Regions from separate parts of the Homo sapiens genome. Here region 2 is linked to region 1. The links are chromatin contacts, found by Hi-C or POLR2A ChIA-PET in ENCODE. All regions are on one chromosome and are shown on one strand. The core of a region is the stretch at or near the end of the contact, and the rest is flanking DNA. Distances in the headings are between cores, read along the strand shown. Region 1 holds the start of CWC25 (CWC25 spliceosome associated protein). Region 2 overlaps PLXDC1 (plexin domain containing 1).

Region 1 (3,229 bases), core at 431-2,930:
TCAGGTGATCCACCCACCTGCCTCGGCCTCCCAAAGTGCTGGGATTACAGGAGTGAGCCACCGCGCCCGGGCAATAAGTATTTTTAAAAAGCCATAAGAACTAATAAGTGAATTTAGCAAGCCTGTAAAATAGAAGGTTACTATACAAAAGCACGTTCTTATCTATTAGTAGCAAACAATTGGAAAATTAAAATTTTTAAATTTTATTTAAAATAGCATCACAGGCCGGGTGCCTGTAATCCTTGCATTTTGGGAGGCCAAGGTAGGCGGATCACCTGAGGTCAGGGGTTCCAGACCAGCCTGGCCAACACGGTGAAATCCCATCTTTACTACAAACACAAAAATCAGTAGGTCGTGGTGGCGTATGCCTGTAATCCCAGCTACTCGGGAGGCTGAGGCAGGAGAATCGCTTGAACCCAGGAGGCGGAGGTTGCAGTGAGCTGGTATTGCGCCACTGTACTCCAGCCTGGGCAACAGAGTGAGATTCCGTCTCGAAATAAATAAATAAATAAATAAATAAATAAATAAATAAATAAATAAATAAATAAATAAAATAGCATCACAAAAAATACAACATTTAGAATAAATTTAACAAAAGATGTGCAAAACTTCTATTCTGAAAATTACAAAACAGGTCGGGCGCAGTGGCTCACACCTGTAATCCCAGCACTTTAGGAGGCCGAGGTAGGAGGATTGCTTGAGTCCAGGAGTTTGAGACAAGCCTGGGTAAGATGGCAAAACCCTGTTGCTACAAAAATAAAAATAGCCAGGCGCGGTGGCTTATGTCTGTAATCCCAACACTTTGGGAGGCTGAGGCGGGGAGATCACTTGAGGTCGAAATTCGAGACAAGCCTGAGCAACATGGTGAAACCCTGTCTCTACAAAAAATACAAAAATTAGCCGGGCGGGTGGCGGGCGCCTGTAATCCCAGCGACTTGGGAGGCTGAGGCAGGAGAATTGCTGTCCGGGAGGCGGAGGTTGCAGTCAGCTTCGACCGCAGCCTGGGAGAGCAAAACTCCTTCTCAAAAAACAAAAACAAAGGGAGAAGAAGAAAAAGAAAAAGAAAAAAGAAAAACATGCCAAAAACACATAGTAACTGAAGGGAAAGGAATCTGCCAGCTTCCCACTATGGGAAAATCTGCCACTGTGGAAGCTGGCAGATTTTAAAAGTTTGGCAAACGGAAGCTGATGGAATTTCGATTTGATGGTTTCTATTTAGCTTCGTAAAATAGGCCTGGCATAAGGGGATTTGCTGTGAGTCAAGGTCTGAGGAAAGCGCCAGTTTGCAAAGCCGTTTTGGAAAACTGGAGCGTGGGGGTGTGTGCAGGGTGAGGGGAGGAGGCCTAGTCTGGTCCACCTTAGGTCTAGCAGAGACTACGTGGAGCTTTGAGCCGAATGCCCTGGTGAGCTGCCATGGCAACACAGCCGTGGGCACAGGCCCACGGCAACCCATCACTGAACAGAGTTGTGGCGTTTCAACAGAGAGTCTGGGACATCAGGCAACGTGGCGACCCGAAGCAGCCAAAATGAGACCTCGACAGCAAAGGCCTCGACAGCGGAGCCCGGACCTTTGCAAAATCTGCAAGTAACGCCAACGTCACAAAGCGCGACCGAGCCCTGTACGTCATCGTTCCGCGACGCCGACGCGGTGAGATGACGCCCTCCCGGAAGTGACCTCTAGAGCGGTGGTGAAACTGGCAGTTGACGGCTCCTGGGACTAGATCCCGCGAGGTAGCCCCCGAACTATTTCTCTACGTTTTCTCTTGATCCTCCCGAAATCTTCCAGATCCGCGTAGTGAGGAATCGTCTCCACCGTCATGGGGGGCGGAGACCTGGTGAGTGGAGGGAGGCCTGGGCGGGGGAGGACTGAGGCCGGGACGGAAATTGGCAGGGGGTGGGGGTAGAGGAAGGAGTGGATAACCATGGCAACGCAGCTTTGCTTTCGCCGGGAGGAGGCCGTTGCCCTGAAGAGGGGATGGATCCTTAGGGCAATGGAGGGGTGGGACTGAGATTTGGGAAAGTCCGAGGTGTGTCGCGAACAGTGACAGGTGGTGTTTGCGTGTTTGTTGACTGCGGCTCTACCGGCTGTAAATTCTGGGAAGACCGGGGAGGGGGCGGATGGAGCCATGGCTAGGAAAGGAGGTAGATATGGAGGACGTGTCACCACACTTTGTTTTGTATATCTTGTCTTGCCACACACCTCTCTTCCTTGGGTGAGAGTTCAGAGTCATGTCCTGGACTGAAGTAGGGGTGGTTTGTGCCCCATTCTCCCTACCCTAAGCCATGCCCTGGGGTCGTTTTTTATTTTTTATTTTTTTGAGACGGAGTTTCTTGTTGCCCAGGCTGGAGTGCCATGGCGCGATCTCGGCTGACCGCAACCTTTCCCTCCTGGGTTCAAGCGATTCTCCTGCCTCAGCCTCCCGAGTAGCTGGGATTACAGGCATGCGCCACCACACCCGGCTAATTTTGTATTTTTAGTAGAGACAGGGTTTCTCCATGTTGGTCAGGCTGGTCTCGATCTGCCGACCTCAAGTGATCCGCCCGCCTCGGCCTCCCAGAGTGCTAGGATTACAAGGGTTAGCCACAGCGCCCGGCCCTGGGGTCCTTTTTAAGCCTGAAGGGATCTTCCTGTCCATCTTTCTGACTTCCACACCTCCTTCAGTGCTGGATTCTGATCTGTAGTGGCAGAGCTTGCTTTTGAATTCATACCACTTAATATAAGTTATGTGGCAATGTCTCTTAAACTGAAACGTTCATTTGTAAAGCGCTAAGGCCCCAAATAGGGTAAATGTACCCACAAGAGCATGGGGCAAGGTTGGGAAAATGCTAGCCTCCGGAAAGTGGAGCTAATTGAACCAGCAAGTAGATCAGCTTAGCCGCCTGCCCAGTAAACCTATTAGTTTGTCATGTGTTCTCAATCACAGTGAGTGCCAGGACTCCATCTAGTTTCATCCAATTTAGTGTATTCTTCACATAACTGCATTTAAGGACAGGAAAGCTCTAATCCAGGGTTTCTCAACATTAGCGCTCTTGACAGTTTGGCCTAGATAATTCTTTGGGGGTGTGTGGTAGTGGTGGTAGTTGGGCTGTCCTGTGCATTGTAGAATGTTTAGCAGCATCACTGGCCTCTAGCCACTAGACTGGAGCTATCCACTAACACCCGTCTCCACCAGTTGTGACAGCCAAAAATGACTCCAGAAGATTTTCTCCCTGGGGAGCAAAATAATCT
Region 2 (3,233 bases), core at 509-3,008, 290 kb before region 1:
AGTGGAAAAGAATGTTTAAGATAAAGAAGTTTGCTAATCATCATGTGATCTGCCAATCATATCATGCCATGTATCGTATGATCTGCCAGAGTCACATCATCTCATGCCTTATCTGATATGTCATGTGATATGTCAGAGCAAGACTCAATATGCTGGGTCAGGCCAGGCGCAGTGGCTCACACCTGTAATCCCAGCACTTTGGGAGCCCGAGGAGGGTGGATCACCTGAGGTCGGTCTCTACTAAAAATACAAAATTTAGCCGGGCGTGGTGGCGGGTGCCTGTAATCCCAGCTACTTGGGAGGCTGAGGCAGGAGAGTCGCTTGAACCTGGGAGGCAGAGGTTGCCGTGAGCCGAGGTGGTGCCATTGCACTCCAGCCTGTGTTACATGAGCGAAACTCCATCTCAAAAAACAAAACAAAAAAGCGCTGGGTCAGAGTGGCCTGCAGGGGTGCGTGATTTAACCCGTGCCTGTCATGGCCTTAGGTCCTCTTTATAATTTGATATCATATTGCCACAGAGTCCATTCTGTCTGTCTTCTGATCTCTATTTTAATATTAATGCTGGTAGTTGTGTCTAAACTGCAAAAGGGAGGGGTTACAATGAGGTGTGTCTGGTCTCCCATCCCATTATGGCTGGGAACTCAGCTTTTCTGGGGTCTCATTGGCCAAGAGGGGGTCCATTCAGTTGGTTGGGGGACTTAGGATTTTATTTTTAGTTTACAGTGGCTGATGTGTTGCCAGGGAAAAGTTCTCCCAGAAATTTAGTTTCTCAGTTCTCTCTTCTCATTCATATTCTTTTTAAAAATGAAGTTAAAAAAAAATTTTTTTTGAGACAGGGTCTCACTCTGTCGCCCAGGCTGGGGTGCAGTGGTGCGATCTTGGCTCACTGCAGCTTCAACTTCCCAGGCTCAAACGATTCTCCTGCCTCAGACTCTGAATAGCTCGGACTATGGGAGCACGCCATCACCCCTGGCCAGTTTTGGTATTTTTTGTAGAGATGGTGGTTTCAACATGTTGCCCAGGCTGGTCTCGAACTCGTGAGCTCAAGTGATCCACCCACCTGGGTCTCCCAAAGTACCAGCATTACAGGCCTGAGCCTCCACGCCCGATCTAATTTAATTTTTTAATTGACAAATAATTGTACATATTCATGGGGTACATAGTAATGTTTCAATACATATAATGTATAGTGATCAGATCAGGGTAATTTGCACATTCATAATCTCAAACACGTACCCTTGCTTTGTGGTGGGCTCATTCACACTCTTGCTGTCTGTACCAGTGAAGGACTGCCTGGGCTCACCCTGGAGGTTTTTCCTCTGATCACCTCATAAGCAAGGCTATTCTATTTAAGGTCCTTTTGGTTCTGAGGAGCTATTTGAGCTGTCCCACAGAGAAGGATTATCGTGAGGGTGCAGAAGACGATCATGGGAGACCCAAGGGCTGGACATGAAGGACAGCCAGACCTCAAGGAAGCTGGAAAGCTGTTGGGAACCAGGTCCCCTCCCCCAGTTCTTGCCTCCTTTTCATTAATTCATCATATGTTTATTGAAGCCAAATGTATATAAGGTCTGCCTTTCCTTTCTGTGGATCAGAAGTCTTCTGCAGACAGCTCAGGATGGTTTCGGTTCCTTTTTTTCTTTTTTTCTCACAGACTCTGTTCATCTTGAATGGTTTCAGTTCCTAAGTCTCCAAGATCTTTCAACTCAGCTCTCTTGCTGCCAGCTTCTCAGTTTCCCAATTTCACCCTCCCGGGTGGTGATCTGATTGGCTCAGGCTGCACAAGCTGTAGATTGTAGGCTTCCAATAGATGAGCTGCTTTTGAATCATGTGATTACCTATGTCCAATCAGTCTGAGGAAGCACAGGGTCATGTAGGAGACTGTGATGGGTGTAGTCAACTCAGCAGGGCCTACGGGTCTGGGGGCAAACGTCATTGGGATGGGGATGGAGCATCCTAAAACATGTCTGGTACAAGGATATTATTTAAAATATAATGTCACACCTGAAATTTTAGTTAGCAGGGCTCCATACAACATTGATGTTTCAGGAGCATCAGAAATTGTAGACTAGGCGGACATGGTGGCTCATGCTTGTAATCCCAGCACTTTGGGAGACCAAGGTGGGTGGATCACCTGAGGTCAGGAGTTCAAGAACAGCCTGGCCAACATGGTAAAACCCCTGTCTCTATTAAAAATACAAAATTAGCTGGGTGTGGTGGTATGCACCTGTAATCCCAGAGACTCTGGAGGGTGAGGCAGGAGAATCGCTTGATCCCAGGAAGCAGAGGTTGCAGTAGCCCAGATCTCACCATTGCACTCCAGCCTGGGCGACAAGAACGAAACTCCATCTCAAAAAAGAAGAAAAGAAAAGAGAGAGAGACAGACAGACAGAGAGAGAAAGAAAGAAAGAGAAAGGAAGGAAGAGATTGAGAGGAAGGAAGGAAGAGATTGAGAGAGAGAGAGGAAGGAAGGAAGGAAGGAAGGAAGGGAGGGAGGGAGGGAGGGAGGGAAGGAATTCTAGACTAAAAGGACTGGCTCTAGAACGCCGCGGGTAGGTGGCAATAGCTTTCATTGCATCACTGATGCTCAGCCCTGAGGAACCTGGGTAAACTCTGGCCTCATAAAGAACTGGATGGAGACAATCAATACAGGCAATGGAGCAGCCCTGCCCCAGCTGAAGTCTCTTCTTTTTCATTCCACAAGGCCTGAGTGGTTGGCAGAACTGTTGCACCTCCCTGGGCATGTGGACAGATTGGAGGATGCTGGCCAATCAAACCCTTTACTCAGCTCTGCTTCCAGAAAGTAAAAGGCATGTCTCTTGGTTTTGTTTTGTGACAATGTCTTGCTCTGTTGCCCAGGCTGGAATGCAGTGGCATGATCATGGCTTACTGCAGCTTTGATCCCTTGGGATCAGGCAATCCTCCTGCCCCAGCCTCACAAGTAGCTGGGACTACAGGTGCATGCCACCATGCCCAGCTAATTTTTGCATTTTTTTTTTTGTAGACTTGGGGGGAGGGTCTCACTATGTTGCCCAAGCTGGTCTTGAACTCCTGGATTCAAGCGATGTTTCTGCCTCAGCCTCCCAAAGTGCTTCTTGTCTTTTGAGAGTACTGGTTCATTGGTTGGATTCAGATGGCAAGTGGACATTGCGGTTGACTTTTCAACATATATTTTACCTTACAGCCTTGTACAATAGGAATGGGATCTTGGGTTCCATGATAATCCTACCCCC

What was found. Hi-C counts contacts between places; a loop is a spot of excess contacts on that map. ChIA-PET counts read pairs that join two places held with the same protein, here RNA polymerase II (POLR2A). Pooled maps may share reads with other maps.
Region 2: a loop to region 1 is called in a pooled map, with 2.7 times the contacts of the local background. The contact joins the enhancer-like site here to the promoter of CWC25 in region 1. A Hi-C loop is called at or near these places in 2 of 50 pooled maps. POLR2A ChIA-PET finds 5 or more read pairs at or near these places in 4 of 52 experiments (AG04450, B cell, T-cell and 1 more).

What each region holds. Positions count from the first base shown.
Region 1 is chr17:38,823,772-38,827,000 of GRCh38, reverse strand. CWC25 (CWC25 spliceosome associated protein) reads left to right here and starts at 1,680. Exons shown (of 10, transcript NM_017748.5): 1 at 1,680-1,835. The coding sequence starts at 1,818. It overlaps MIR4727 (microRNA 4727), which reads right to left and starts at 1,163; the gene lies at 1,109-1,163. RefSeq lists an enhancer at 2,341-2,972.
Region 2 is chr17:39,117,341-39,120,573 of GRCh38, reverse strand. All of the region lies in intron 2 of PLXDC1 (plexin domain containing 1), which reads left to right. Among named protein-coding and RNA genes, the nearest start is that of PLXDC1, 33 kb to the left of the region's middle. RefSeq lists an enhancer at 1,339-1,388. Within about 2 kb of position 1,758, at least 2 of the 41 ENCODE cell types and tissues checked have a DNase peak (open chromatin) inside an H3K27ac peak, as active enhancers do.